Linked DNA regions of Mus musculus: all the other regions are linked to region 2. The links are chromatin loops, found by intact Hi-C in ENCODE. Cell type or tissue: left cerebral cortex. All regions are shown on one strand. Region 1 has its middle 14 kb from the start of Gm51874. Region 2 holds the start of Col1a1 (collagen, type I, alpha 1). Region 3 holds the start of Gm11543. Region 4 has its middle 18 kb from the start of Gm11544.

Region 1 (8,000 bases), 210 kb before region 2:
TTCCGGAGTATCAGGCAAGCTCCGAAGCAACTGAATGACATTTCCAGCCCCTAACCTTTGATCTTTATTTAAAATTCTTAAGATGTATTAGCTACATTGATTGAATCAATCCATATTATGTTGTATATTAGTCAGGGTTCTCTCTCTCTCTCTCTCTCTCTCTCTCTCTCTCTCTTTCTCTTTCTCTCCACACACACACACACACACACACAAAGGGGATTTATTAGAATGATGTTCAGGCTGCTGTCCAGCTAATCCAACAATGGCTAACTGTGTCCAAGAATACAGTAGCTGCTCAGTCCACCACGCTGGATGTCTCAGCTGGTCTTCAGAATATGCTGGAATCCCGAAGAAGTAGGCTCTAAGGCCAGTGAAGGAATAGATGTGCTAGCAAGGCAAGGGCAAGCGGGGCAAAGAGAACCTCCAAAAGCCTACCCACAAAATACACTTCCTCTAGCAAAGTCACACCACCTAATTCTTATCAAGAGGCATTTAAGAGGCTAAGGACTAAACATTTAAATACGGGAGCCTATGAGGGTCATTCCTATCAAACCGCCAAACATTGATAATCATATGCTCATCTTATACCCACTGGGCATACTAATGCATGTCTTCTATTCCAGCACTTGGAAGGCAGAGGCAGGAGGATTTCTCTGAGTACCAGGATAGCTTGGTCTACATAAAGAGTCCCAAGTAGCCAAGGCTACACAGTAAGAGCCTGTCTCAATAACTAAACAAGGGGCTTAAGATAAGAGATAAGGGTCTGGAGAGATGGCTCAGCAGTTAAAAGCACTGAATATTCTTCTAGAGGTCCTGAGTTCAAATCCCAGCAACCACACAGTAGTTCACAACCATCTGTAATAAGATCTGACGCCCTCTTCTGGTGCGTCTGAAGACAGCTACAATGTACTTATATATAATAATAAATAAATCTTTAAAAAAGATAAGAGATAAGAGCCTTGGCTGCTTTTCTGGAGGACCCTGGGTTTGGTTCCCAGCACCTACATGGAAGCTCACAGTAGCTCTAACTCCAGTTCCCGGGGTCTGATTCCCTTTTCTGGCCCCCATGGACACTGCGTATGTGAGTTCCACGTAGGCAGAGCACCTATACACATAAAATAAATGTAAAAAAAATGAGCACTTTATTTACCATAAATGTCTCCATTTTGAAATTTACAATCTAAAAATTACTCTTTTTTTGAAACCTATTTTATTTTTTTTCTATATGATTGCTTTTGTCTGTATGAATCCATGCGCACCATATGAATGCCTGGTGACTACAGAGGTCAGAAGATAGAGTTAGCTCCTTTGGAACTGGAGTTAGAGAGCTGTGAGCTACCATGTGGGTGCTGACAACTGAACCTGGGACCTCAGCAAGAGCAGCAAGTGCTCTAAGCTGTTACGCCATCTCTCCAGACCCTTAGAAATAATTATTAAGGGGAGGGGATGGAACTCAGTGTGTAGAGTGCTTGCCTAGCACATAGAAGCCCTGGGTTCAGCCCCCAGCATCACGTGACCAAGGATGATGGCAAACTTCTGTAATCTCAGCACTCACACAGAGGCAGGGAGAGCAGAAGGTCAAAGGTCATCTTTGGCTACAGAGCAAGGTTAAAGCCTGCCCCAGGATGTGTTAGACCTTAACAACAACAACAACAGCAGCAGCAACCAGAGAGAGAGAGAGAGAGAGAGAGAGAGAACGCTCTAAGTTTGAGTCCCAACAATTAAAAGCAAAACCAAGCTGTGTACTACCATGGCACACAGTTTTAATCTCAAAACTTGGGAGGCAGAAGCAGGCAGATCTCTGAGTTCAAGGGCCTGGTCTACACAGTGAGTTCCAGAACAGCCAGGGCTACACAGAGAAATCCTGTCTCAGCCACTCTACTCCCCAACAAAATAAAATTGAAAGAAAGAAAGAAAAGAAAAATCAAAACAAAGAGGGTGTGGGGGCTATGATGTAATTTTTATGAAAGCATGCATGCAGCTGTGTACAGAAAATACTAGAGCAAGACTTCGAACAACATGGCATCTATTGCTTTCTTCTTCTTCTTCTTCTTCTTCTTCTTCTTCTTCTTCTTCTTCTTCTTCTTCTCCTTCTCCTTCTCCTTCTCCTTCTCCTTCTCCTTCTCCTTCTCCTTCTCCTTCTCCTCTTCCTCCTCCTCCTCCTCTTCCTCCCCCTCCCCTCCCCCTCCCCCTTTCCCCCCCCTCTTCCTCCTTCTTCTTCACATTGTTTTGCCACACAGGGCACCATAACCAACGCTTGCACCTGGTATGTAGGCAATTCCTCTACAGTCAAACACCCAGCCCCTAAACCCTGAAATTCTCCCAAGTCTCCAGGTGCCCCAGAGGCTGCTGGTGGTCCAAGGGTTTCACTAGAATCAAGGTTCAGAGGAGCCCTGGATTTCGATCTCAGGGTTCTGGGAGCAAATCCTGATTTTGTCCCTAAAATATGGCTCAGCTCAACCTTGGGAAATACACTTCTCTGTTTTAATCTTGGGTCTCTCTGTCTGTAGGGCATAGAGACAGAGCTAGAATTGTTAAAGCGACCCCTAGGGGCTCAAGAGGCGATTCACAGATTAGGAGTATTAGCTGCATTTCCTGAGGACCCAGGCTGGATTCCAGCACCTGGTGCCTCACAACCTTTTTAACTCCAGTTCCAAGGGGCCTGAAGGCTTCTTCTGGCCTTTTCATACACACAGTGCACAGACGTACATGCAGGCAAAATACACATACACATAAAGGAAAAAACATTTAAAAAATTAAAGAAGAAAGAAAACCAATATTTAAAAGTAAAGTAAAAGCTTGGTGTGGCGGCGCATGCCTTTGATTTAGGTGCTCAGAGAGGCAGAGATGGGTGGACCTCTGTGAGTTCAAGGCCAGCCTGGTTTACATAGTGAGTTTCAGGACAGTCAGAGCCACATCGTGAGACCCTGAAAATCAATCAATCAATCAATCAATCAATCTAGGTGGTGGTAGTGCATGCCTCCACAGGTGGAGCTCTGAGTTTGTCTATGGGGGAGTTGCAGGACAGCCAGGACCACACAGGGAAACCTTGTCTCAAAAAACCTAAATAAAATAAATAAAAAGCCCCTTGGTCCCTGAGCCTCCTAACACACTGAGAAGGCCCTCCAGACGGCCTTTCCGGCCATTCTCCTGGGTTCTTTTCCAGAGGCTCACTCACCCCCACTGAGTTTTCATAGCTCACTTCGGCTGTGTCTCTACCATCCCTATTCTCACCAGCAGATGGCAATAGAGGACCAGGAGAGTCCCAGAGGGAGACTTCCAGTTTTCTAGCTGATTCCTTGATGGGTGGGTATTTGTTATTTATGATGGTTATTATTTATTTGATTTTTTTGCCTATATGATTAGTCTGTGCACAACATGTGTGCGTGGTACCTTCAGAGGCCGGAAGGTGGAGTTGGATCCAATAGGTGGGTGTTTGTAAAGTGTGTGTGTGTGTTGTACCAAGGATTAAAAACAAGGTCTCTCACCACCAGGCAAGCCCTCTACTATTGAACAAAATTCCCAATCCTTTAAAAATATTTGAGTGTGGGGCTGGAGAGATGGCTTAGCGGTTAAGAGCACTGACTGCTCTTCCAAAGGTCCTGAGTTCAAATCTCAGCAACCACATGGTGGCTCACAACCATCCATAACAAGATCTGACACCATCAGTCCGGTGTGGTGGCGCATGCCTTTAATCCCAGAGCTCGGGAGGCAGAGGCAGGGAGATTTCTGAGTTCGAGGCCAGCCTGGTCTACAGAGTGAGTTCCAGGACAGCCAGGGCTACACAGAAAAACCCTGTCTCGAAAAACCAAAAAAAAAAAAAAAAAAATCTGACACCCTCTTCTGGAGTGTTTCAACTACAGTGTACTTACATATAATAAATTAAATAAAATAAAAAATATTTTTTAAAAAATTGAATGTGAGAGTCCACTGAGTTGCTGAGGCTGGCCTTGAACTGTGATTTCTGCTGGAATCGCAGGTATCAGTAAACCTGACTACTTCTTTCTCTCATTCATTCCCGGACAGTTACACTATGCACCTACACTGGCCTCGAACTCTCGGCTCATCCCCTGGGTAGCTGGGGTTTCACACGTACACCACAACTAGCTACTTGCAAACATTTTAAGCTCCCTTTTAGCAGGTTCCGAGACAAACAGCACCATTTCAAATTCCCATTGGTCTTGCTTGCGTAGGAGCAAGATTCCAGCGTTGAGCTCGGAACTGAAAATAGGTCATTGTGAAGCACCACAGTACATGTCTGCTGGAAGCAAATATTCTTGGTATCACTAAAAGAAACACATGAACAAAGCGAAAGAAAACTCAGCAAGGCCATTTGCTTTCTGTAAAAAGGGCGCTGCGCAGCGGGAACCAGGTTGGGGAGCACAGGAAGTCCCCTTAGCTTTTGTCCTACTGCAGGTGATAACTTGTTTCTTTTTCCTTTGGCAGGGGTCTGACCTCACAGTCTTTTGTGATTGGCTAGTTTTAATAGACTGGCAGCTAGGGTTGGGGGGGTGGGTAGAAGTCTTTAATCCCTATAGAGGTGGGGAGTTTTCCGTGACTTGAAGGACAGTTTGGTCGGCATATGGATCTCCAGGACTGCATCTCAAAATGGAGGAGGAGGAGGAAGAGCAGGAGGAAGAGGAGGAGGAGGGGGAGGGGGAGAGGGAAGAGGGGAGGAGGAAGAGGAGGAGGAGGAGAGGCACAAAGGAAAGGAAGAAAAGGAAAATGAGCTGAGGACTCCAGGCCACCAAGTTAATTAAGTGCACAGAATGGGGGAGGAGCTTTTCATAAACAAAAATTTTTCCAGGGTTTGGACTTTTTGTTTTGTATTTTGTTTGTGTGTTTGTTTTTGAGACAAGGTCTCTGTGTACTTCTGGCTGTCTTGGAATTTTCTTTGTAGACTAGGCTGTCCTCAAACTCACAGAGATCCCCCTGCCTCTGCCTCCCAAGTGCTGGGATTCGTGCGTGCGCCAACCCCCGCCCCGCCCACCCCCACCCCCCACACACACTTTTTTTACTTCAGTTCCTTATTATTTGCTTGGCTTGGCTTTGGTTAGGGAGATTCAAAGACTCGAATTCCTTTGCATAGAAGTTTTACACAGCGGGGGTTTACGGAATACTGGCTCTCAGTGGGGTAGCCACTTTTGATAGAAAAAAATAAAAAGGTCATTTATCAATATATCTATTATCCCATCGCTCAGGAAGCTGAGGCTGGAGGAGCAAGAGCTTGCAGCCAACTTGGGCCGTGTAGCAACTCTGTCTCACAAGGTAAAGCTGAGCAGGTGGTGCAGGCTTCAATCCCAGCACTGGGGAGGCAGTGGCAGGTGGATCTCTGTGGGTTTTGAGATCCTGTCTCAAGAACAATAGTGAATAAATAAATAACAAATAAATAGGAATTCAGAAACCCCGCAAAAGCCTTACCTGGCACCCAGCTCACTCTCGGGCACTAACTTTAGAGTTCAAGTCTCTGTGAAGGTCAAACGGGAAACACACCCGGTATCAGAGCCACGAAGGGAGGAGGCAGCCTGCCTTTTAAGGCTTTCAGGCTGCAACGGAACCCACCTGTTTCTTTTTCAGCCATGGTTACAACCTGAGGGGGCAGAATCCTATTTTACACACGTGGAGATAGATCCACTGAGGCTGGACCGTGGCACAGTCCTCATTCCGTCAAGTGACAGGGTAAGGGTTCCGGGATTGAAGTCCACACCCCTCTGCCTCCCGCTGAGTGACCCTGGGTTTATGTCAGGCTGTAGACACATTCCCACAAGGGGGCAGTGTTTGCTTCCTGGGTTCTCGTCTACCAGGGCCTACCTGATCAAGAGTGTGTTATTAAGGTGTATTAATAAGGTGTGAAAGTGGTTTTAAGGTGACCTCAATGGAGCCAGCATGGTCAGCGGACTCTAGAATGTCAGACATTGGACCCAGACAGATCACTGGCTTGCTGAGAACTGAAGAAAACAGAAAACTTAGCGTTTTTTAGTGTCTGGGGTAGAGCCAGAGCCGATCTATGTTAGGCAAGTGCTCTACCACTGAGCTACCCAGACCCAAACAGGAAATTAAGTCACCGAGATGAGAGAAACTGCTCACAGGCTTTTGTTTCTGTGCTCCAGCCAACCATGACTGGTCTGCTCCTGCTGTCCCTCAGTCTACATCACAGGTCCTCATCTCTGAGGTGGCCTCAAGCCCTGCTCATTAGACTGCCCAAGGCCACCATGTACCTCCCCTGCTAGGCTAAGCGTGGACTTTCTCACTCTGTCAAGCTCTTCATGGTGGGCGTCACCTGCTAACACACCACACACCTGTTCATTACACTTATTTCTGTGAGTCCTATGTTGCTATGATTGTAGTTCCTGTCTTGAACATAAACTCTGCTTTCTTCATTGCTGTACCCATAGAGCCTAAAGGAAGGACAGTTGCAGTAGGAACTCAATACTAGCCAGGCAGTGGCAGCACATGTCTTTAATGCCAGCACTTGGGAGGCAGAGGCTGGTAGATCTCTGTGAGTTAGAGGCCAACCTGGTCTACAGAGTGAATTCCAGGACAGCCAGGGCTATGTAGAAACGCCCTGTCTCAAAAAACTCAAAGAGCAGGCTGGAGAGATGGCTCAGAGGTTAAGATTCAATTCCCAGCAACCACATGGCAGCTCGCAACCATCTGTAATGGGATCCGATGCCTTCTTCTGGTGTGTCTGACAGCTACAGTGTGCTCATATAAATAAAATAAATCCTAAAAAAAAAAAAAACAAACAAAAACAAAACAAAACAAAAAAAACCTCATAAAGCAGAGAAAAAGCAGAGGGGAGTGGAGGAGCACTCAATACAGAATGAGTGAATGAGTGAATGAATGAATGAGTGAATGAGTGAATGAATAAATGAATGAGTTGAATGCATGAAAACACACAAACTATCTTCATGGCTACAAGTCATACATGGACTGGACCTACAATATTGCCCACATATGAGTGAAAGTTAGGCCCTGATATGTGGAGACATGAGACCAACCATGACAGGCATGGAAGGAAGCAAACATGCAACATGCCGGCACACACATGTAGTAAGTGATGGGATGCACCACACATACAGTGGAACATTCAGGCAGTCCAGATGAGGGCCACTTCCCACTCCAGCCCTTCACTATGTAATTCTGATTGATTGCCCCGACGTGGATCAGGCTGGCTTCAACTCACAGAGATCTGGCTGCCTCCGCCCTCTGAGTACTGGGATTAAAGGTGTGGTGGGGGCCTCCACGCCCACTAAAGGCATCTTTGGGTTCGGTTCACCTCAAACAGTGCTTGCTTTCCTTGGTCATTCTAGCTAAAGGTTTGCTAATTAGTTTGTTTATTTATTTATTGGGGTTTTTATTATCGATGTGGTCGTTTTGAGACAGGGTTTCTCGAATCAGGGTTTCTCTGTGCAGTCCTGGCTGTCCTGGAACTCACTGTGTAGAGCAGGCTGGCCTCGAACTCAGAGATCCACCTGCCTCTGCCTCCCAAGTGCTGGGATTAAAGGCGCACTCCTATTTTTGTTTGGCTTTTCTAGTCTGTTCCACTTCTGCTCTGATCCTAATTATTTCCTTCCTTCCACTAACTTTGGACTTTTTCCCTTCTTCAAACCCCAGACTCCAGGATTCTTCTGTCTCAGCCCGCACCATGCTGGGATAGCCAACTGGCTCCTGATCGGTTCCTGAAAGTGTAATGTCAAGCTGTTTGAGATTCTCCTTCACTTATGGTTCCATAAACTAGAACCTGGGTAACAGTAAACGGCTCTTGCTTCAGCTCAAATATTTTTCATTTCCACAGTTCTGGGGATGGAACCCAAGGTTTCTGACAGGCTAGGTAAACACTTCTGCCTCTGATTACATCCGAACCGGATTTATAAACTTGGACATGTTGTTTATTTTTGTTAATCTGTGGACACTTATTTTGTTGTTGTTGTTTTCTTTTTTTGGTTTTTGAGACAGGATCTCACTATGTAGCCCTGGCTATCCTGAAATGTACTCTG
Region 2 (8,000 bases):
CTGTCTGAAGACTGTAGGGCTTTGTGATGGAGGGTGGGGTATGCTTCATGCCCATGGCCTTTACTCCAGACCTAAATGCCCACCCCCACATACAGCTGCTCTTTTTCCCTGCCCTTCTCCCGAGAGACCAGCTCTCCATCCCTGGTCTGCAGCCAAGGCTGGGGGCAGAAGAACTTTCTGGAGGATCTGAGTGAGAAAAGCAAGAGAGCCTCGAATAGGGACTAGAACCACTGGGGCGGCAAGTGCAGAGGAGACCGGGTGTGTGCCCTACCTGCTACATTTATACCTAGGCTGCCTCTGCTTCTGTTCCACACCGTAGAGTCCAGACGGGTCTTCTCCCTCCCTCGTGGGGGGGGAAACATTTGGGAAAATTTGGAGAGAGACAGAACTCAGAGCTCAGCACTTTCCTCTTTCTGTTTTTCTTCTTGAGGAATTTTTTTCCCCCAACGGCTGATGACTTTACCATTCTTGGGGGTGGGGGGGGGTGGAGATTCTGGCTTTTGCTCTCCCTACACTCCAAGTGCCTGACAAAGCCCTACATTCCTCAAAAAGCCAGAGCTTTAGAGTTTCCTAAAGATGAGGTGGCGTGGCGTGGCGTGGCGTTCTCCTCCCTTCCCAGCTCCAACTCCCCCTCCCCCAGTCTCCAGCCCTCAGCCCAGCCAGGGAGGCCCCGCCAGGCTGGGAGGAGACCCCAAGCACATTCTTCCTCTCTCTGTCATGCTGCAGAAATTAAAGACACATCTCTGAGCTGGGCACCCGCCAATCGTTTCAAGTAGAGAGTGGCAGAGGAGGTCCTGAGCTGCAGCTCCATGCCACGTGTAAAGGAAGCTTGGAACCCATTGCCTTCAACTCCTGGGGCAAAGGCCTGGAAATCAGACACAGGGTGACGGCTGTCACTGAATGCACACACACCAATCTCCCCCACACCCATTCTAGTGGTCTCCAAGTTTCCATCAGAACCTCAGGCCCTTAATGTAGCAATCACCAGTTCATACCTGTTAGGCTCTTGTCTCTTCTTCCAGGTGAGCCTTGGGGATGCTAGATTGGGAGCAGGGAAAGGGAGCTTTGGATAAGTGCTTTTCTGATACAAAACCCAACAAAGGGTGAGCAGATCACACCGCGCGCGCGCGTGTGTGTGTGTGTGTGTGTGTGTGTGTGTGTGTGTGTGCGCACGCTTCGTGGCATTCTACCCTGGACACAGCCACCTCAAACACCTGTTCCCTCTGAGGTACACCATCCTTGTCCACTGTTGGGGAGTGGGGCATCCTTTGGAACTGACCACAGTGGAAGGCAGGACTTTGGTGAGTTCCGGAACTACCATCTCAGCATCTCAGCCCCAGCCTTGCCCTACAGGCACTGGCATTAGGCGGGGGCAGATCCTGGGCCACAAGTTACTGCCACATGGTTGGGATAATTGATGAAGTCCTGTCCTTCCATTGCTGTCTCCAGCTCTGCTTCTCTGGAAACTCTATATTTTCCCTTTAATTATAGCCCCTGCAGTCTCCCTCCGCCACCCCACCCGCACTGCTCGGCCTAGCTGCCCACGGCCAGCGACGTGGCTCCCTCCCCTTCTGTTCCCTTGGTCTTTTTTTTTTTTCCCTTTGCCTTCGTTGCACAAAACTAGCTCAGGGAGGGCGTGAAGGGGGGGGGGGGAGCAATGGAATCTTGGATGGTTTGGAGGAGGCGGGACTCCCTGCTTCCACGTTTACAGCTCTAAAGAAGCCGGTGGGGGAAGTGATACAGGATGTCTATGGGCCCTGCAAGGAGACCCCAGTGCCTTCCCACACCACCCACACAGTTTGACAAGATGAAGTTCCTAAGCAGATTGGACAGAGCACCTTTGCAGGGTGCAGGGAGCACCGGGGAAGAACGGACACTGTCTTTTAGCGACAACTTTAAATATAAGCTGCTGTTCTTGGGGGACTACAGATGACCCTTTCCTGACGGCAGAGGTGGGGAGCAATGGCCAAGATTTTCAGCAAAGAAGTGAGGACATGGGAAGAAACCATTAAATAAAGTCCCTCAGCTACCAAACACAAGTTTCTGCCACACACTGAGTTCACCTAGGTGTCCCCAGACCACATCCAAGTACAATTAGAAAAGAGGGCTCTCTGTAGCTTTGAGAACACCCCTCTATGGCCAAGTACCTTCTACCTGTTCATTCTGCATTGATATTGCTACATAAGAGGGCCTCTAACAAATCTCTGGCTGTGGCCACAGCTGACACAAGACCTTTTTCTAAAACATCCCTGGTCACAGGCTTCCTGCAACAAACTCACATCCCAGTGCTGGGATGGAGGAGGTCAGAGAAGAATTTATACAACATGCCCCAGGCCCCAGCTTTGAGGACCCAGAAAGCCCCCTGCCCACACTGCTGCTCATCACTTAATGCATAAGCATTCTTCTGGAAGGACAAGGATGTCAAAGGTCTCCCCAAGCCTCAGCCTCAGAGCTGTTATTTATTAGAAAGGTGTGTCTGGCATGGCAGAACAGATAGGCACCCCCTTCCTTTCAAACCACCACATATCTGACTCTTAGTATCTGTGAAGAGATGTATAACTGTTCACAAATATTCCTACCCTCCATTCCTGGGTCCACACCATGAGGTGATCCCCTCCCTCCAACAGGCACATCTGCTTAGCTGATAGGTTCTAATCAGATTAATCTAACTTATTCCTTAGTTCTTCCCCAGGATGCCTGAAAGATTACTAGGCATGGCCAGGAGGACCTTTTCCCAATTATTCCTGACACTGATCCCTTTGTAGTGTTTCCCAACTCAGATTCTCAGTTCTACATCCTTCTGATTTGAAGTCCCAGAAAGAAAGTACAAGGGGTATTCTCTACCCACACTCAGTATACTGAGGGCCCAGCCACACTCCAGTGACAGCACCTCTGGCCCATGTAGATCTGGGGGGCAAGGGCGGCAGAGTTGCGGGAGGGGGGGCGCTGGGTGGACTCCTTTCCCTTCCTTTCCCTCCTCCCCCCTCTTCGTTCCAAATTGGGGGCCGGGCCAGGCAGTTCTGATTGGCTGGGGGCCGGGCTGCTGGCTCCCCCTCTCCGAGAGGCAGGGTTCCTCCCAGCTCTCCATCAAGATGGTATAAAAGGGGCCCAGGCCAGTCGTCGGAGCAGACGGGAGTTTCTCCTCGGGACGGAGCAGGAGGCACGCGGAGTGAGGCCACGCATGAGCCGAAGCTAACCCCCCACCCCAGCCGCAAAGAGTCTACATGTCTAGGGTCTAGACATGTTCAGCTTTGTGGACCTCCGGCTCCTGCTCCTCTTAGGGGCCACTGCCCTCCTGACGCATGGCCAAGAAGACAGTAAGTTCCAAACTCTGGGGAGTTTACTACAGCTTCTTGGTATTGCGTTCTGTATAGAGGGGTCCTAGCAGATAAGACTTAAATGGAGGTGCAGGGCTGCTCCAGAGGCAGGGATGGGACGGTGATGGAGAGGAAACGGGATGAGAGAGGTCACCCTGTTGAGCAGATGAGGGGGAGCAGTTCTCAGAAGTGGAGCCTTGCATGAGATGGCCCAGGAAGAAATTTCAAGCACCCATCTGTAGCACAACAGGAAAAGTGGGAATCTGGACACGGGTTGGGGCAGAGTACGTCGAAAATGAAATAAGGCCTCTGGAATAGAGATTCGGAGCTCAAGATGTAAAAGCTATCAAAAAGGCTGCGGGATGATTCATAAGGAAAGATTGTTTGCCCTCTCTGCAGGCTAGACAGTGTTGCTGGGGCCTCCGGGGTGCTGGGCTCTCGGGGGGGGGGGAGGGGACGCACGGAGAGGGCGGGTTGCTGGATGAGAAAGTTTGGCTAGGACTTGACTGGGCGCGGTCCCTGTGCCTCCTGCTGGCCAGCCGAGAGCACTACGAGTCCTGGTACAGCACTTTACAGCGCACAGGCTGAGAAGGAAAACCTGGGTTATTGCGGACCCTCATCTCCAGACTAGGAAAATAAAAGCAGGGATGGATGGGGTAGCTCTGGTCTTTGAAAGAAGTGACCCAGGCCGAGTAAAAGTCGGTCCGCCCCTGCATTGCTTAGTTTTGCCCGCCACCTAGTGGTTGCCTTGATCAGGTCCTGGAGCGGTGGGCGTGGTTAACTCATCATTACTATTTGTAGACTTGACTTCTTTGGCTAAGGAGATTCCAAAGCACTACTGGCTTTGAAGGACCCGGCTTGTCTAGTTAGCAAGTTTTCAAGATTCCTGGGAGCTGGAAATTGGGATGTATCTAACTTTAGGGATACATTTTACTACACTGGACAGGGCTCCACTGAAATCAGCCCCTCCACATTGTAGCCCCGCCCATTCCGCCCCACCTGCCCCGGGAAAGGAGGTGGGACCAGGGCTGAATTTCCCCTTCTCTCCTCCCACCCCCGCCTCCTGTCTCCGCGCAAACCACGTCCCACGAGCCCCCACCTACTGCGTAGGAGCCCTCCTACTCTCCTTCAGCAGGCTTTTTTATTTCATTTGGTTCCCGCGCGCGTGGGCTGAAGTTGTTTGGAAGAAACCCCAGTCTAGAGCTTTGTTTAAATTCCTGAGAACTGGGACGTTATAGTCCTGGCCAGGCGCCCTGGTGCTGTCACTGAACGTCGCCGATATGGAGCAGACCTGCATTTAAGGATTTGAGGGAAGAATATAGGGAGTGGGGGGAAAGATTCAGGAAGTGGGAAGTCTCCGTGCGCCTCTTAGACAGGGCAAAGAGTGAGTAAGGCTGGGATCCCTGGTGCTCCGGGGTAAGGTCTCTGACCCGCACACATCCTGTGTCTCTTCCCATTTGCTCAGTCCCTGAAGTCAGCTGCATACACAATGGCCTAAGGGTCCCCAATGGTGAGACGTGGAAACCCGAGGTATGCTTGATCTGTATCTGCCACAATGGCACGGCTGTGTGCGATGACGTGCAATGCAATGAAGAACTGGACTGTCCCAACCCCCAAAGACGGGAGGGCGAGTGCTGTGCTTTCTGCCCGGAAGAATACGGTACGGTTCTGGTCCTAGGGTTAAGGGAGGTTGGAGTCCCTCCCTCGCCTATGTCTTGAAAGCCTATAACACCCCCAGGTACCTTAGTAAATTTACTTCTAACTGAACGTTTTTCTCCCCAGTATCACCAAACTCAGAAGATGTAGGAGTCGAGGTAATAATCTGCTCCCTACTTTCCTCCCACCCGTCCACGACCCCCACTGTCCTCCAATAAACTGCAGTTTTCTTTGCTTCTCTTAACGGCCTTTTGTTTCTTCATCCTCAACCCCACAGGGACCCAAGGGAGACCCTGGCCCCCAAGGCCCAAGGGTAAGCATCGTATTCTAAATGAGCTGGGAAACTGGAGGGGGCGTGGCTCTGATTTGTGCTCATAGCAGCCCCCTCCGTCTCTTGGTGCAGGGACCCGTTGGCCCCCCTGGACGAGATGGCATCCCTGGACAGCCTGGACTTCCTGGTCCTCCTGGTCCCCCTGGGCCCCCCGGACCCCCTGGCCTTGGAGGAGTAAGTAGATCTTGGAGACCCCAGAGGGGTGTGACTTCCCGTTTTGTTTGTTTGTTTGTCTGTCTGTTTGTTTGTTTTTCTTTGCTTTGGTTTTGTCAGACATAGTTTTCTATTTTAAAATAATTATAAACTTACAGAAAATAGAATAGAATAGAACTTCTATACACTCTTCAACACAACCGCTTTGCCACTTTCTGGGCACCCAGTTCTCTATGTCGCTGTATGTCCTGGACCATTTGAGACATAAGTTGCCAAGAACGTGCCCGTGACTTACGATCTTAAGTGCATTTCCTAAGAGCAAGGGCATTCTATGGAACCATAGCACCAAATTTAATGTTGATCTAGCCTGATTAATATTGCCTGATATGCAATCTCATTTGCAGATTTCACCAATGCCTCCCAAAATGTTCTTTATAGCATTTCTCCCGCCCCCTTCCTGTCTAAGACCGCCAATTGCATTCCATTGTCTCATTCCTTTGGTTCCCACAAATGTAGACTGTTTCTGAGACTCTATGTCATCCTTGACTTGGGAAGGTTTTGAAGAGTCTGGCTGTTGGGCAGAGGGTGTTATTTTATAGGTTCTTCTGTAGTTTGGGATTGTCTGGTTAGATTAAATTCAGTCGAGGTGTCTGGTACAGGAATATCTTACAGGCTATATTGCTGTCTCCCTGAGTTAATTACTTCCGGAAGCCTACATCCGTTTGTCCCATTACTGCTAATGCCTCCTGGCTTTCAATTTACCATCCAGAGTCCAATTTCTCACACATTCTCTCTTGTTTTTCTAGAACTTTGCTTCCCAGATGTCCTATGGCTATGATGAAAAATCAGCTGGAGTTTCCGTGCCTGGCCCCATGGTGAGCCACCAGGGGGAGCAGTGACCACACAGAGGATAGGCATCCCGAAGAGAAAGGCCAATGATGTCCTGCAAGGGGGTGGTACAGATAGCTTGGGAGGTAAAGGCCACCTTAGGGACTTGAGATCTACAGTAGATGCAAGTCAGACAGTGATCCCCACAGGAAGAGGTAGAAACAGATTTCTGCCATACTGCCTTTATTCACAGATATCAAAAGCCCCTCTTTTTCCTTCTGTAGGGTCCTTCTGGTCCTCGTGGTCTCCCTGGCCCCCCTGGTGCACCTGTACGTATCTAAGGGTCTTCATGGATCATTTTGGGCATGTACTGTTGCGGGGGTGGGGGAGATGGGGATGAGGGCAGAAGGCTGGTAGACATCTCTTGTAAGAGGGAGACAGCCCGGGAGGAACCTGCCTTTCTGAGCCTATCCTTCTCTCGTGTTCTTCAGGGTCCACAAGGTTTCCAAGGCCCCCCTGGTGAACCTGGCGAGCCTGGCGGTTCAGTAAGTTAGTCCTCCATGCCGACACACCTCCATCTCCACAAATTCTCCTATGGAAAGTCACCTGTACTGAGAGAGGGGTAGCTTGTCACCTCCTCGCTCCAGTCTTCCTCCTTATTGTCTCTCATCTAAGAGTTCTAAATGCTTCTCCTGTCCCCTCTAGGGTCCAATGGGTCCCCGAGGTCCCCCTGGCCCTCCTGGCAAGAATGGAGATGATGTAAGTACCCCTGGGGAAAGACACTATCAAATCCTGTGGCCTTCTCTATGTGGGTCCTGAAATCTTCCCAGCAGGGTCTCAGCACCAATAACCAGGAGAAGTCAAGATGACCCTTGGCAGTCATCTTTCCACTGAATAGAATGTTTTAGTGAGGCAGCCTCCATCCCCACTTGCATCCTCACCCCCATCCATCTCCATCCCTTGGAGTAATCCAGGTTTAAGAGTTCTGGGTGAGCAGATGTGGAAATGAATACACCACTGTAGATATAAACTGAGTTTTAGGTTAGAAGTTAGATTTGGTCCCTTAAACTGAATCCACCCTTCAATGGGGGATAGAGGAGCATTGCCATAATGGGCTTTTCTCTCTCTGTAGGGGGAAGCTGGCAAGCCCGGCCGTCCTGGTGAGCGTGGACCTCCTGGACCTCAGGTGAGCAGGATGTGAGGGTGGGCCCAGGGCTTACTGCACTGGGGATACATTTAGGAGCAATAGTCACAGAGCCCTTCCTTCTGACACCCTTCCAAGTCCTCATTTGCCTTTCTCTCCAGGGTGCTCGTGGATTGCCTGGAACAGCTGGCCTCCCTGGAATGAAGGGACACCGAGTAAGTCTCTTTGGAGTCACTGAAGCTCCCAAAGCCCCAAGTCACCATTCTCTCCCCTTCCCTAAGAGATCCTGTTGTGAATCATGTTAGATGGTAGCTAGAGATATCTCAAAGGTCATAGGTTAGACATCTGAAAGGACTTCCTTTTGTGGGGGAAGAAGTCCCAATAAAGAGACTGGCTGGATGATAGGTGAATTGGGATCTACTTTAGCTCAGAGACAGAGAGATGGCTGGAGATCTTCCAAAAATTATTGTCAAATCCATGTGGGTGTCAAAGTGGTATACTCCCCCAACAGGGGTCTTACTTCATCTCTTTTCCCCCCCATTAAGGGCTTCAGTGGTTTGGATGGTGCCAA
Region 3 (8,000 bases), 100 kb before region 2:
GGGAGAAATTAGGGTCTGGACTTGGGACCTGAGTTCAGAGTTCATCAGGGCAGTATGCCTTTCTACTCAGGCAGAATGGTGCTGACGCTGAACTTACATTGGAGGCAGGAGTGGGACATTGCTCATTTGACTCCTGCTCCCCGATCCAGCTAAGACAGGTTGGAGATTAGCAGCAGTTACAGACCTGCAGATCCATGGTTGGGTAAGCTGACAGGGGCTATGGTTTAGGCAAAGTGATATGAATTAGGTGACTGTCCCCTTAGCCAGGGCAGAATCTGAGCACACAGGTATCACCCCTGCCTTTACTGACAATTATTGACAAAGTCCCATACTTACAAGATGTCACATGTGTTTACAGTCTGTGGAAGAAAAAAAGACAGAGGTCAGAGCTCAAAGCCTGGGACTTGGGTCTCAGGTGTTAGACTGTTTGTCCAGCATGCAGATAAATCAGGTCGGTGTGGGGAAACCAGGGGTGTTGCCCATCATGACAGAACTCAAGAGGAGGCAGAACTCTTCAAGGCTACAGAGCCAGTTTGAGGCCAGATTGGGAAGTAGAAACCTTCTCAAAGAGAACTATTAGCAAGAGTCTGCTCAGACATTGTCCAGACACTGGGTACCAGATTCTCCTTCCTTCCAACTACCATAGCCAGAGTCAACACACACACACACACACACACACGCACACAGATTGGCATAGGAAGCCACCTTTAGTTGATCCTTAGCTTCAGAGCCCCCCAGAAAGCAGCCTAAATCTCCCACTGCTTCTACTCCCATGATCCAGTGTCATAGGTAGAGACAACTCTGGAAGTTCAATGAACATAATCAGGCCTTATTCATCCTCATGTCCCTGCTGGAAACCCCCTGCCCTGTATCCTAAAGCATTTTGAAGCATCTAAAATCTCCATACAGAATCCCATCCTGTTGATAGCAGTACTGTCTAAGCTCTTAATTAGGACTCTCTTCCCCCAGGTATCAAGGCAGCGCCCTCTCTGGCTACTTCACTTAGAACCATTGCCAGGTGTGGTCCTGCATGCCTTCAATCTCAGGAGTCCACAGCTTCTAGGGACTAGAAGCTCTAGACCCTCTCTCAACAAATAAAGTAGAGGAAGCCAGCTTTTGTCTTTGCTAACGATCATCACAATAGCATTTCTTTTGCTAAAGAAAAGACAATAGGACAGGTGACAGTCACAGCTGGGATCATTCCCTCTCCATGCTCTGTGCTTTGGTGAGGATGGATACAGTAAGCTAAGAACACAAGGGGCCCATAAACTCAGAACTAACTCTCTCTCTCTCTCTTTCATGGGCAGTATTATCTATATAATGAGACCATGTATCAAAAAAAAAGTTTATAGGTTTGATACACTGGACCAGGATTATTCTGTATTGCATTTTTTTTTTTTGTTTTGGTTTTTGGTTTTTGGATACAGGGTTTCTCTGTGTAGCCTTGGCTGTCCTGGAACTCACTCTGTAGACCAGGCTGGCCTCGAACTCAGAAATCCGCCTATCTCTGCCTCCCGGGTGCTGGGATTAAAGGTGTGTGCCTGTGTTGCATCTTAACCAGTTGGTCTGATCAGAATGGTTGGGGGCCTGAGGTTTAATAAACATGGATTGATTGGATCTGATTGGGAGGACTGACAGTGTCTATACTCGGGGCTGCAGAGAGGGGTCAACAAATGATGCAGAGGTCCCAGAATGGAAGTGTCTTGATCCTGGTCTTGACAAATACATTGCCATGCTCAGAGAATTACAGGTTTCAAACAGCCATGGACAGTGTTCTGGGGAGTGGACTTGGGACTTCACTTATGTCTGCCCGCCATAGCAGATTCTCAACCAAGTTGTAAATTTAATTTGAGTTGAGGCCAGCCTGGACTACAGAGCTCTAGGATAGCCAGGGCTACAGAAGCCATGTCTTGAAAATCAAAACAAACTAAAAAAAAGATTGCATTAAACAAAGGCTTGTTCTGACGACCTCTGAGGAAACCTGCCAACCCGAGACACTTAGAGATTATATATGAACAAGCACTCAATTCCTGCCCCCCTGGGATCAAGGTATGAGAACACACAGCCAGGCAGCCAGCTCTACTCTGAGATTGAATTCAAACTAATCATGGAAGTGGGAACCTCCACTTCCCTGGTACACAAACAGAAAAGTCCCAGAGAGGGACAATAAACTACACTCAAGTCACCAACCTTGGAAGAACAGGGAAGGAGAGACCCCTAACCCAGACAAGCAAGACCTCAGGTTCCTCAGCCTGACTCAGGGCTTAATAAGACATGCCAAGACTAAAACGGGGGTCACTGATCCTATTCAGGGCTGTGGTTGGGGCCAGCTCCCAGGTAGCAACACAGCCCTGCCAAGATAGGGGCCCAGATTTCCCTAGAGTCTCCCTGTGTTGTCCCTACCCCCAACTTTACCCAAACACAACAGACAGGAAGTTTCCAATTGCCTGTGGTTTAGGTAATTCCTGACAAGTTGAGGACTGGGTTCCTAGGCAGGCCTCTGCCCCATAGGGTCCTCAAAAGTCATAGAAGTCTCGCTTACCTCATTGAAGCTTACTCCTTGGAGACTGGAAAGCAGGCCAAAGGTCAAGGTGAGTGTGCCCCAGATCCAGGCGTCCAGCATCCTGTCAAGGGGTCCACTGATCTTCAGAGTGTAAGGACAGAGTGACAGGGCAGGGCCTTTTCCACTTCTCTCCACCTATAGGGCCAGCCTCAGGATAGGCCCAGAGTTAACACACTGGAGTTGGCTGGACCAGGGCTTCAAGCTGAACAGGAGCTCAGGGAAGAGAAGTGGAGAGGAGCTGGCCTTGCTTGAGTTTGAGGAACTGGGAGGTGGGAGGTTAGAAGACGTTGATTTGCAGCCTTGTAAGTTGGATGGAGGAGAGCACTGTGGAAGTCCCTCTGCTGGGCTGTGCTTAAATAGAGGATAGAACAGGGCGTGGTGACACAGCCTTTAATCCCATCAGGGAGGAGGCAAATCTCTGTGAGTTCAAAGCTACTACGATCTAATTAGCGAGATCCAATCCAGGCTAGATTCAATTTAAAAAAAAAAAAAAGAAAAAAAGAAAAGAAAAAAGAAAAAAAGGAAAAAAGGTCAAGTTGTAGTATGGCAAGCCTTTAAATCCCAGCATTCAGGAAACAGAGGCAGGTGGATCTCTGAGATTATCCTGGGCTACAGAGTGAGTTCCAGGACAGCCAAGGCTTCTCAGAGAAACCCTGTTTCAAAAAAACAAAATAAGTAAATAAACTTTGAGAGATGAGTTCACCACTGGAGAGCGCTGTACTTGCCCAGACACAAGAGAGACCGCAAAGGGAGGGAGGCAGAAATTCTAGGAAAGGCAGGCCAAGGCCCAAGAAGGATAACGGGAGGTGTGGCACATGAATGGAGCCATTCCTTTGTTCTTTGTCTAAGAGGTGGGGAAAAGACCCTGAATTTGGGAGGAAAAACTTTAGCACAGCATTCCCCACAATTCTGGGATAATAGTACCCTCTCTGGTTTGCAACAGTGTGGCATGTTGGGATGCTGTTACAGTTTCTTTCTGAATGAAGAAATATCGCGCTCAGGACTTTGTCCACTAGCCAAAAAGCCAACAGCCCTCAATGCGGGAGAGCAGGCCAGGTGGGATTCATGGTAGAACTCAGGCGGTCAGAGTATGGCCACCAGGTGGCAGCATCGGACAGCGCCGAGGTGTGCACAGGGACCTGGGACTTGACCTAAGAGGCTCTGGGGCCCCTTGTAAGAAAAACCCCTGGACAGGTGGATGCATGGTGACTGTCAAGTGGCAGCCAAGCTAGGGGAAAAGGGCGCAATGAGGTAGTGGATGATTCGCTGTCTGGTCTGGGGACACAGGAAGGTCGCCTTGGAGGCTCTGGTGTTAGTGTGAGGTGCATCTCATAGCTCCTGTTACCTGTCCACTCTAACTTGGCTCCTGGGAATCAGGCAGCTTCTTGGAGACTTCCTCTGGTTTCTGGTTCCCCTTTTCCCTGTCATACTGAGTGAGCTTCCAAGCCTCGCCTTTCCTGCCAGTCTGTTTTCCAATTTCAGTGTTTCACTGCCTCTCCAAAGGCACTCATTTGAGCCCTTCTGTTTTTCCTCCTGTTTTGCCCTATTATCCACTGCCAGTGGAAGAAGTCAGTTTTTGTTTTTGTTTTGCCCCCATTTCCTTGACTGCTTTGGTCCCTGCATTCCTGTGGCTCAGGGACCCTAGCTTGCTCATTGTCCTCTAAGGAATTGTCCTCTGGTCTCTCTCCCCCTTTCTGCCTCTGTTTCTCACTATCCCTTGGCCCTTTTTAGCGCTTAGCAACAGAACCTTCCAGAGCCAAGCCAAGTGCAATTGGGATGTGGCCCCTGAGAATTCCCTCTCTACTTGCAATCTCTGGTGACAGAGTCTAGGGAGAGAAAAGGGAGTAGGAGGGAGTATGCCACTTGCCAACACCCCTGTACTTAGTAATGGAGCCCATCTGAAGCCTCTTTCCCCCTGCTGAGGTGGACCCTGCTTGAGACAGTGCTAAAACTTCCCAACAACACTCACACTTGTGCCTCCTTTTTTTTTTTTTTTTTTCAAGATAGGGTTTCTCTGTATAGCCCTGGCTGTCCTGGAACTCACTTTGTAGGTCAGGCTGGCCTCGAACTCAGAAATCCGCCTGCCTCTGCCTCCCAAGTGCTGGGATTAAAAGTGTGCACCACCACGCCCGGCTCACTTGTGCCTCTTGAGTGAAATTGTTGCTAACTGGGAATTCTGGCCCTCCTCCCTCTGCCCAAATCCCACTGTCTCTGTCGCCATCTTGAGATATACTTCTATGGCCCTTCATTCCCTGCTGCCGGTCACCCTGTCCAGGCTGGTCTGGGTCTCCTCTGTAATTATGTCTCAGGAAAGATGAGAAGGTCAGGCATACTCAGTAGTTGAGAAGAGGGGTGGGGATGGCTGGGCTGGGGAACTGAAGGGAAGTAGCTAGTACCAGTGGCCCTGATGGGCAGAATGGGCTGGTGGTATTTCCTTTGAGTTTCTGGCATCCATCTAACCCAGATGTAGTGTTGCCAGAAGATGCCTGTGAGTGGGATTAAAGTTGTATTTAGATAATACTAATGTTTACTTGTGTGATGGTTTGTGTGTGCTGGGCCAGGAGAGTGGCACTATTGGAAGGTGTGGCCTTGTTGAAGTAAGTGTGTTATTGTGGTTTTGAACTTTGAGACCCTCATCCTAGCTGCCTAGAAGCCAGTATTCTGTTAGTTGCCTTCAGAAGAAGATGTAGAATTCTCAGCTTCTGCACCATCCCTGCCTGGATTCCACTATGTTCCTGGCTTGATGAAACTGGACTGAAACTTTGAACCTGTAAGCCAACCCCAATTAAATGTTGTTCATCTAAGAGTGGCCTTAGCCTTGGTGTCTGTTCACAGCAGTAAAATCCTAACTAAGACGGAAGTTGGTACCAGGAGTGGGGTAATGCTATGCTAGGACTGAGCATGCTTTTGTTTGAAAGAATGTGGGGTTTGGGACTTTGGATTTGGAAAGCAGTGGGGATGCTTTAAATTGGGCTGAACGGGCCATCCTAGTATGGATATGGAAGACTTTGTTATTGTGAATGGTTTGAACCGTGTAGACCTGGTCCAAGAGGTTTTCTTTTTTTCTTTGTTTCCTTTTTTTTTTTTTGGTAAAGATTTATTTTATTTATATGAGTATACTGTAGGTGTCTTCAGATGAACCAGAAGAGGGAATCAGATGCCATTACAGGTGGTTGTGAGCCAACATGTGGTTGCTGGGAATTGAACTCAGGACATCTGGAAGAGCAGTCAGTGCTGTTAACCGCTGAGCCATCTCTGTAGCTGCGCCTAAGAAGTTTCGGTGAAGAATTTAAATATATGGTACTTTGGTGAAGAATGGGGCTACTCTTTGCCCTTGTCTGAAGAGTCTGCCTGAGACTAAGGTGAAGAGACTCAGATTAATTGCATTGACAAAGGAAGTCTCAAAAAAAGCCCAGCAGAGACCTTGATCTCTGGTTTAGTCTCATGAAGAGCATTTTGAATGAGCATAGCAAGCTGAGAAAGAAAATATATAGAATATATGCTCCAAATATTAAAGGGGTACTAGTGAGTGAAATGGACCTGAATCCTATGTTCTAGGAGATAACAAACTAGGGAGTTGGGGGCAAGATCCTACCCAGCTAAATTTAGATCCAGGCGTGGTGATATAAATGTTTAATCCCAGGAGACAAAGCCAAACAGATCTCTGAGTTTAAGGCCAGCATGGGACAAAGCAGGTTCTAGGTGAAGAAAAGTTTAAACCCAGGCATGCAGCACACACCTTTAATTCCAGTATTACAGAGGACAGAGGCACGCAGATCTCTTAGTTCAAAGTCAATCTACAGAGCAAGTTCCAGGAAAGCCAAGCTTAGGTAGAGAGGGAGTTGGGAAACAGAAAGCTGATAATAGAAAAACGAGAGCCATGTTCCAGCCGCAGCAAGCAGCAGAACTGGGCAGCTTCAGCCATGTGGCTCTGGCTTTAAAGTGAAAAATAGAAAGGACTACTGGGACCATTGATGCTGGTTAGCTGGAGCTATGATATTAGCTGTGATTACGAAGAAACCCACATCACTGAGGTGAAATCTTCTGGGATGTGTTTCTGGAGAATACGAAGAAGTTGTTTTCCAAAGATAGTCAAGGTTGTACCTCAAGCTGTAGCTGTGCTTGGTAATGTGTAAGAGTCACCCAGGTGGTACTGGTTTTGAAGGAATGAAGGGGTCATGAAGAATAGCTGAGGCTTGGTACTCTGGAGGCCATGAAAGACCATTGGTGAAGGTACAGCCTCAGTTCTACTTGATGGCTCTGGACAGAAGGGTCATGCAAAGGATCTGAGGCTTGGCACCGTGAAGAGAGCCTCTGAGAGACCCTTGGTGAAGTCTAGTTGCAACGAAAGACCCCCCAGTAATGGAGATGCTAGTACCATGGGATGATCACCAAGAATAGCAGCAGCAGTGGAGTGGATCAACCTGAGCTTAGAGAAATGTACAGAGGGCAGAGCTGGAGCAATGATGCCAGCCTTTTGGTGGAGCCCAGAAAATCATGTGTCCATCCCAGACATTGAAAGGAGAAGATGTAACATTGAAGCTGTCTTGGAGACTGCAAGACTTTCCAGATGCAAGGGGGCCATAGGATATCTGCCATGATAAAGCTGCACACGAGGAATGGAAACAAACCAGAAAAGAAGCTTGTTGCAGTCAACAAAGATGAAAAAGGAGTTGGAGATCTGAACACTGCCTTGAAATCAGACATGAAGGTGCAGAGTTTGGAGTTTGCCCAGCTGGTCTCCTGTCTTACTTTGGGGATTACAGTTAAATGATTGGATGAACCTTAGAAGAGACTCTGAACTGTGGACTTTTAACATTGTTGAGAGTGCTATAAACTATGGAGACTATGTAAGTTGGACTAAATGTACTTTTTTTTACTATGTTATGGGTAGATATGGCCCCCATAGACTCATATGTTTGAACAAGCCTAAGAGGGCCAGGGAGTGGAATGTGATGGTTTGTATGTGATTGGCTCTGGGAGTGGCACTATTGGAAGGCATGGCCTTGTTGGACTACATGTGTCACTGTGGTTGTGAGCTTTGAGACTCCCATGTAGCTGCCTGAAAGCCAGTATTGTGCTAGCAGCCTTCAGATGAAGATGTAGAACTCCCAGCTTCTCTTACACCATGCCTGCCTGGGTGCTAAATGTTCTTATAAGAGCTGTCTTGGTCATGGTGTCTGTTGACAGAAGTTAAACAGTAACTAAGACAATTTGTTATGTGAATTTCAAAATTACCTTTTTTTCACCCCTTGGGAGAGAGGTTTCTCTCTGTAGCCCTGGTATCCTGAGGTTTCTCTGTGTAGCCCTGGCATTCTGGAACTCATTCAGTAGAGCAGGCTAGCCTCAAACTCAGAGATCTCCCTGCTTCTGCCTCCTGAATACTAGGGTTAGAGGCCACCACTTTGCCACTAAATAAAACCAACATAACAAATAC
Region 4 (8,000 bases), 70 kb before region 2:
CTATGCCCTCTCTCAACAAATAAAGAAGAGGAAGCCAGCTTTTGACTTGGCCAAAGATTTTTACAATAGCATTTCTTTTGCTTAAAAATAAATAAATAAATAAATAAAAGAGAGAGAGAGAGAGAGAGATAAAAAACGACAGGTGACAGTCACAGCTAGGATTGTTCCCTCTCCATGGTCACAGTAGCTCTGTTCTATGGTGAGGATGGGTGCTGTGAGCTAAAGACACAAGGGGCCCAGAAACTCACTTTCTCTATCTCTGTCTTTCTCTGTGTGTCTCTCTGTGTGTGTCTCTCTCCCCTCCCTGCCAATCTTCCAACTATCAGACTCTTGTCTCAGACCACATTTATTTTTCAAGACGAGGTTTCTCTGTGGATCCCTGGCTATTCTGGAACTGGCTCTGTAAACCAGGCTGGCCTAGAACTCAGATCCACCTGCCTCTGCCTTCCTTCTGAGTTCTGGGATCAAAGGTGTGAGCTGCTAACACCACTGGGCTCCTATATTCAGACATGAAGGATATCACCTTTAATTCCAATGCTGAGGTACGAAAGCAGGCCTCTGTTGAATTCAAGGTCATTATAATCTATATTTTGAGACCCTGAGTAAATAAATAAATAAACAAACAAACAAACAAACAAAGGCTGACAGGTTTGATAAACTGGGCCAGGATTCTTCCCTGTCCCATCTTAACCAGGTGGTCTGATCAGGATGGCTGGGGGCCTGAGGTTTAATAAACATGGATTGATTAGATCTGATTGGGAGGACTGACAGTGTCTATACTTGGGGCTGCAGAGAGGGGCAACAAAAGATGCAGAAGTCCCAGACTGGAAGTGTCTTGATCCTGGGTTCCCTCATGCATGGCCTTGGATGGAGAACGACAGGTTCCCAACAGCCAGGGGACACTGTTCTGGGGAGCAGACTTGGGACTTCACTTACGCCTGCCCGCCATGGCAGATTCTCAACCAAGATTGTAAATTCAATCTCTGAGTTGAGGCCAACCTGGACTACAGAGCTCTAGGATAGCCAGGGATACAGAAACCCTGTCTCAAAATACAAAACAAACCAACAAATAGAATGTATTAAACAAAGGCTTGTTCTGACCACCTCTGAGAAAATCCCGCCAATCCCAGACACTTAGAGTTTGAACATGGACAAGAGCTCAAATCCTGCCTCCCTGTGATCACTGCATGAGGCCACCCAGCCAGGCAGCCAGGTCTACTCTGAGATCGAATTCAAATTAATCAGAGAAGTGGGAACCTCCACTTCCCTGGTACACAAACAGATAAGTCTCAGGGAGGGACAATAAAGCACACCCCGATGAGGAACAGGGAAGGAGAGACCCCTAACCCAGACAAGCAAGACCTCAGGTTCCTCAGCCTGACTCAGGGCTCAATAAGACATGCCAAGACTAAAACGGGGGTCACTGATCCTATTCAGGGCTGTGGTTGGGGCCAGCTCCCAGGCAGCAACACAGCCCTGCCAAGACAGGGACTCAGGTTTCCCCAGAGCCCCCTGTGTTGTCCCTACCCCCAGCTTTCCCCAAACACAACAGACAGGAAGTTTCCAATTGCCTGTGGTTTAGGTAATTCCTGACAAGTTAAGGTGGGGACTGGGTTCCTAGGCAGGTCTCTTGCCCGTTTGGGTCCTCAAAAGTCATAGAAGTCTCGCTTACCTCATTGAAGCTTACTCCTTGGAGACTGGAAAACAGGCCAAAGGTCAAGGTGAGTGTGCCCCAGACCCAGGTGTCCAGCATCCTGTCAAGGGGTCCACTGAGCTTCAGAGTGTAAGGACAGAGTGACAGGGCAGGGCCTTTCCCACTTCTCTCCACCTATGGGTCCAGCCTCAGGATAGGCCCAGAGTTAACACACTGGAGTTGGCTGGACCAGGGCTGCAAGCTGAACAGGACCTCAGGGAAGAGAAGTGGAGAGGAGCTGGCCTTGCTTGAGTTTGAGGAACTGGGAGGTGGGAGGTTAGAAGAGGTTGATTTGCCAGCCTTGTATGTTGGACGGAGAAGAGCACTGTGGAAGTCCCTCTGCTGGGCTGTGCTTAAATGGTGGATAGAGCAGGGCGTGGTGACACAGCCTTTAATCCCATCAGGGAGGAGGCAAATCTCTGTGAGTTCAAAGCTAGTGTTATCTAATTAGTGAGATCCAATCCAGGTAGGAGCCTGGATTAAAAAAAAAAAAAAAGTCAGGTGGTGTTATCACAAGTCTTTAAATCCCAGCATTCAGGAGACAGAGACAGGTAGATCACTGAGGCTAGCCTGGTCTACTGACCAAGAATTCCAGGCTAGCCAAGACTACACAGAGAAACCCTGTTGGGGTGGGGAGGCTGAAGAGTCTGGGAAGTTGACTCAGAGATTAACAGCCGTTGTCCTTGGACCTGGATTCAGTTTCCAGCATCTATATACAAGATGACTCACAAGCACATGAAACTCTTACTTCTAGATGATACTGTCACCCTCTTCTGGACTCTAATGGCATCAGGCATGCATATGGTAGACATACATCTATGTAATAAATACTTATACACATAAATATGAAATAAATAAACTTTAAACAAAAACAAACCAGTAAGGTCAGCCAGGTGATTCTGTGGGTAAATGTGCTGTGCACCAAGCCTGAAAACCTGACTAATGTTTCGCTTTCTTTGTTTTGTTTTTGGGACAGAGTCTCTCTACATGGCACTTGCTGCTCTGAAACTCACCACATAGACCAGGCTGTATTCCAAATCACAGAGATCCCCCTGCCTCTGCTTTCTGAATACATTGATTAAAGCCCTGTGCTCTCACAACCAGAAATTGATCTCTGGATCGTGTAGATCCTTCGGGACCCCATGGGTTCTTCCGCAAAGTGGAAGGAGAAAGTCAACTCCATGCACTTGCCCGCACACACACACACACACACACACACGGGGGGGTGGGGGGATGAATAGCTGTAATTAGATATCTTTTGTTAACGTTTTAGTTTTCAAGACAGGGTTTCCAGGGTTTCTCTGTGTAACTCTGGCTGTTCTAGAACTCACTCTGTAGACCAGGCTGGGCTTTCTGATTTGTTTTTATTTCAAACACTCAAAATAAATGGATAAACGTTGAGAGATGAGCTCGCCACTGGAGGGCGCTGTACTGGCCAAACACAAGAAAGGCAGCAAAGGGAGGGAGGCAGAGATTGTGGGAAAGGCAGGCCAAGGCCCAAGAAGGATAATGGGGTATGTGTCACATAAATGGAGCCATTCCTTTGTGGTTTGTCCAAGCCGGGGGGGGGGGGGGGGAAGACCCTGAATTGGGGAGGAAAAGCTTTGATACAGCATTCCCCACAGTACTGGGATATTAGTGTCCTTGCAATTTTGTGTGGGGGGTGCTGGTACAGTTCCCTTCTGACTAAAGAAAAATCGAGGCTCAAGACTTTGTTCACTGTGGCCATAAAGCAGGTAGACCTCAGGAGGGGAATGAGCAGGCCAGGTGGGATTCATGGAAGGACTCAGGCGGTCAAAGTATGGCCGCCAGGTGGCAGCATTGGACAGCGCCAATGTGCACCCTGGGACACTGGACTTGACTTGAGAGGCTCTGGGGCCCTTTGCAAGAAAGACCCCTGGACAGGTGGATGCATGGTGAGTGTCAAGGATGGAAGAGAGATATGTGACAGCCAAGCTCAAGGAAGTGACACAATGAGGCAGAGGCTGGATAGCTGTCTAGTCTGGGGACACAGGAAAATCACCCTTGGAGGCTCTGATGTTAGTGGGAAGTGCACCTCACATCTCCTGTTACCTGTCACTCTAACATGGCTACTGAGAAACAGGCAGCTTCTTGGAGACCTCCACTGACCACTGGTTCCCTTTTTACCTGACATACTGAGAGACTCTCCAAGCCTGGCCTTTTCTCCCAGTTTTTGTTTTCCAGTTTCAGTGTCTCCCCTTCTCTAAAGGCAACCTTTGGCACCGCACCCCCACCCCCTGTTTTTCCTCCTGTTTCTATCACCCGCTGTAGGTCACGGGAGCAAGAATGTTTTGGTTTTAGTTTTCTCGAATTTCCCTGACTGCTTTGGTCCCTGCACTCCTGTGCCCCAAGGATGCTAGCTCGTTCATTGTCCTCCAAGGATTTGGCCTCTGGTCTCTCTCCCACTTTCTGCCTCTGTTTCTCATTATCCCTTGGCCCCTTCTAGTGCTTAACAACAGAACCTTCCAGAGCCAAGCCAAGCGCAATTGGGATGGGGCCCCTGAGAATCCCCTCTACTTGCAATCTCTGGAGACTGAGTCTAAGAAGAGTAAAGGGGAGACAGAGGAGTATGGCTCTCTTTAAAGCCCCTGTAGTTACTAATGGAGCCTGACTGAAGCCCCCTGCCTACAGCTGAGGTGGACCCTCCATGGGACAGTGCTGAAACCTGCTGCCTGCCACCCTGTACAGGCTTAGAGCCTCTAATTATGTCTCCGGAAAGAGGAGATGGCCAGGGACACTTGGTAGTTGAGAGGAGAGGTGCAGATGTGTGGGATGGGGAACTGAAGGGAAGTAGCTAGTACCAGTGGCCCTGATGGGCAGAATGGGCTGGTGGTATTTCCTTTTAGTTTCTGTCATCCATCTAACCCAGATGTACTGTTGCCAGAAGAAGGAAAGGCAATTAAAGTTGTATTTAGATACTAAAGTTTACCTGTGTGATGGTTTCTGTGTACTTGGCCCTGAGAATGGCACTGTTGGAAGGTGTGGCCTTGTTGGACTAGTGTGTCACTGTAGGTGTTGGCTTTGAGACCCTCATCCTAACTGCCTGTAAGCCAGTATTTTGCTAGCTGCCTTCAGATGAAAATGTAAAACTCTCAGCTTCTCCTGCGCCATTCTACCATGTTCCTGGCTTTATGAAACAGGACTGAACCTTTGAACCTGTAAGCCAACCCCAATTAAATGTTGTCTATATAAGAGTTGCCTTGGTCATGGTGTCTGTTCAAAGCAGTAAAATCTTAACTAAGACAGAAATTGGTACCAGGAGTGGGGTATTGCTGTGATAGGCCCGATTATGTTTGGAAGAATGTTATGGCTAGATATGGCCCCTATAGATTCATATGTTTGAACCAGCCTATGTGGACCAGGGAGTGAAATGTGATGGTTTGTATGTGCTTGGCTCTGAGAGTGGCACTAATGGAAGGTGTGGCCCTGTTGGAGTAGGAGTGTCAGTGTGGTTGTGGGCTTTGAGACCCTCACTGTAGCTGCCAGGAAGCCAGTATTCTGCTAGCAGCCTTCAGATGAAGATGTAGAACTCTCAGCTTCTCCTGCACCATACATGCATGGATACTACCATGATTCTACCTTGATGATACTGGACTGAACCTCTAAACCTGTAAGCCAGCCCCAATTAAATGTTGTCCTTATAAGAGTTGCCTTGGTCATGGTGTCTGTTCACAGCAGTAAAAGCCTAAGACAATTTGTCATGTGAGATTCAAAATTAGCTTTTTTTTTTTTTTTTTTTTTTTTTGAGACAGGGTTTCTCTGTGTAGCTCTGGCATCCTGGGACTCACTCAGTAGACCAGGCTGGCCTCGAACTCAGAGATCTGCCTGCCTATGTCTCCTGAATACTAGGATTAAAGGCCACCACCTTGCTACTAAACAAAAATCAAAATAACAAATAAATGCTAAAATATGTTATGTGAAATTCAAAGTGTCTCAGAATTTACCTGGTGTGTTTGGCTCTGCTCACGTTGAAAATGCCACAGGAATAGACGTTGGAGAACAGCAGCTTCACCCTTTCCCTCTAACTTCTGAAAAAAGAAAGTGTGGTACCTACACTTGATTTATCAAGCAGAGCCCAAAGGGTCCCTAAAGGTTACCTCTGACCTCCCATATTTTTTTCCCAAGATACCAAATTGTCTCTCTGCATCCCTATCTGCACATAGGGTGGGGATGAGACTGAAAGCTGAAGATTCCTGCATAGGATAAGAGTCCAAGGCCCTTTCCAGTGTTCATTAAGACTGAGGCTTAGCATTCCTGTAGGCAAAGTCAGGTATGGAGCTGCGTGGGAGGGCTACTCTTTCTCTGTGAAGGCCTGGCTGTCCTAGAACTTGAAGCCTGGTTGGCCATGAGATCAGAGATCCACCTGCCTCTGCCTCCGAGTGCTGTGATCAAAGGTGTGTGTCAGCACTGCCGTGTAGAGGACCTGCCGTTGTTCAGAGAGAAAGGGGGCCCACTCTAGGACTGCACCCCCATCCCACCCAGTGAGCCAGCCATGAGAGGGTGGCATGTGCATGCATGCATGGATATCCTCTTGCATGCTGGGAAGCAGAGGCAAGAAGACCCAGAGAACTTCTGAAGTCTTTGTAGCGCTCCAGATTCCACACCAAATTCCAGCCTGGGTCTCCTAAGAGTGACAAAGTCCCCATGCTTTCTGCACATCTACTTTTCTTTGCTGAAGAAGGAGTTCATTGTCTGTGGTCCCTCATAGGGTCTGGCTTTAAGGGCCTGGAGGTCAGCTGGTCACCCACGCCTTCTCAGAGAAGGCAGCTGGAGTCCAGAGGCCAGGAAGGCCAACTCACAGAGGACATTAGGGCTGAGTCACAGTTATGACCATGTAGGTTCTGAGACCCCACACATAGCCCAAGTGACTACATCTCAGCCAGGCAGGCTGCAGCTCTTTGGGAGGAACAACCAGCTGGGGTTGGGAGGAGGGAGACCTTGCCTATACCTGCCTAGCAGATCCTGGGGGGAAGAGCTGGGCTGTGTTCTGTTTCATCCCTCTGCATTTTATCCTACCATCCCTTGCTTCTCCACATTCTACTAATACTACTCTGTATCTATGACAACTAATAGCACTGGGCTGTGGCCTCTTCTAAGGAGGGTGCATACTTGGCTTTAGTTCGGTTCTGCCTATAGGGGCAGCATTGAGTCATTTTAGCAAATATGCCACTTCTGGCTGGTGGGCTGTGTGACCATAAGCCATGCAGTCTCTAACTCTCTGCAAAAGAGACGGATGCAAAAGGAAGACCGATGAGTCAGAGACAAATGAAATGACACACACAGACTCTGAAGGATGACATGAATTGCTTCGTATACCGAGCGATCTTATACAAAACCGAAAATAGTTCACTTCTGCCTCCCCAGGGTCAGCTGGGCAGGCATAGGCAAGGTCTCTCTCCCCAACTCCAGTTCTCCAGTGTCTGGCATACAGCAATAGCAAATAAACATGAGCTGATTTTGTTTGTGGCAGAATGAAGTACCCAGGAGTGAAGGGACTTGCCTCTTTCCAAAGCTGCTCTCTCTCTGTCCCTCTATATAGGCTTCAAGGAATAAGCACTGTTGTCCCTGAAGGGCTCAGCAGCCCCCTCTGCTGTCCAGAACGTGTTCTGCACCCCAGCTAAGGTCAAATTAGAAGAGGTAGGACAGTGACCTGTCTGGGAGGATTACTGGTACTGACCCCTCCCACACATGGTGGGAGGTGACACTGGGACAGGGCCCTGAGATCTCCCTCTCCCTCTCCTCCTTTCTCCCTCCCTCCCTCTCTCCTTCTCTCCCTCTCCCTTTTCCCTTCTTTCCTCCCTTCCCCCCTCTCTCTTTTGACAGGGTCTCTCTACAGAGTCCTGGCTGTCCTGGAACTCACTATGTAGACAAGGCTAGCCTTGAACTCATGGAGAACTGATTAACCCTGCCTCTGGAACTCTGAGCTTAAAGGCATTTGTATCACATCTCATCTGAGAGATTTCTGCTCTTTCTAGTTTACTCCTTTCCCATTGTCCTTTACGGATCTCTGGAGAACTCTCTCAGAGACCGGAGAATGTCATTGCTGTCACCTCCCCTGTGTAATGCAGCCTTGCTCATTGGGGATGTCACAGCCATTTTCCATAAGATCTTTAGCCTGGGTGCCCTGCTGACCCTGATGGAATATGTTTCTCTTTTGCTCTCCAGCCTTCAGAGGCTCCTTCTGCCACTTTCATAAGGCCCCGTCCCCAAAACAGTCCCTCATCCAACATCCTCTCGCTGCCCTGCCATCATAGTCTAGAATCTTCACCCCTCTCTCGCCAATTCT

Evidence for each region. A loop is a pair of places that touch in the nucleus more often than their neighbours do. Peaks named below come from ENCODE experiments on the same cell type or tissue, not always from the same donor. Only the 100,000 strongest peaks of a DNase experiment are listed, where the experiment ranks them.
Region 1: it touches region 2 in a loop (11-fold over the local background); 16 of 42 quality-filtered maps call a loop at or near these places.
Region 3: a loop joins it to region 2, with 6 times the contacts of the local background. A loop is called at or near these places in 6 of 42 quality-filtered maps.
Region 4: it touches region 2 in a loop (8-fold over the local background); 35 of 42 quality-filtered maps call a loop at or near these places.

The regions. Positions count from the first base shown.
Region 1 is chr11:94,727,222-94,735,221 of GRCm38, forward strand. No RefSeq gene overlaps it. Among named protein-coding and RNA genes, the nearest start is that of Gm51874, 14 kb to the left of the region's middle. In left cerebral cortex, CTCF peaks have their summits at 2,539, 3,242 (motif pointing right) and 5,742 (motif pointing right); DNase peaks (open chromatin) are centred at 289, 3,243, 4,185 and 5,753.
Region 2 is chr11:94,933,128-94,941,127 of GRCm38, forward strand. Col1a1 (collagen, type I, alpha 1) reads left to right here and starts at 3,097. Exons shown (of 51, transcript NM_007742.4): 1 at 3,097-3,317; 2 at 4,783-4,977; 3 at 5,100-5,131; 4 at 5,251-5,286; 5 at 5,377-5,478; 6 at 6,264-6,332; 7 at 6,570-6,614; 8 at 6,777-6,830; 9 at 6,991-7,044; 10 at 7,418-7,471; 11 at 7,591-7,644; 12 at 7,975-8,000. The coding sequence starts at 3,242. Gm46293 (a long non-coding RNA gene) reads right to left here and starts at 1,489. Exons shown (of 3, transcript XR_001780299.1): 1 at 996-1,489; 2 at 272-865. In left cerebral cortex, CTCF peaks have their summits at 3,986 and 6,337 (motif pointing right); DNase peaks (open chromatin) are centred at 55, 1,638, 4,075, 4,506 and 2 more places; H3K4me3 peaks cover 827 bases.
Region 3 is chr11:94,829,112-94,837,111 of GRCm38, forward strand. Gm11543 reads right to left here and starts at 2,875. Exons shown (of 5, transcript XM_975056.4): 1 at 2,543-2,875; 2 at 337-359. The coding sequence starts at 2,623. In left cerebral cortex, a CTCF peak has its summit at 3,662 (motif pointing right); a DNase peak (open chromatin) is centred at 3,669.
Region 4 is chr11:94,863,238-94,871,237 of GRCm38, forward strand. It overlaps A430060F13Rik. Among named protein-coding and RNA genes, the nearest start is that of Gm11544, 18 kb to the left of the region's middle. In left cerebral cortex, CTCF peaks have their summits at 3,503 (motif pointing right), 6,817 and 7,308 (motif pointing left); DNase peaks (open chromatin) are centred at 3,114, 3,511, 6,865 and 7,277.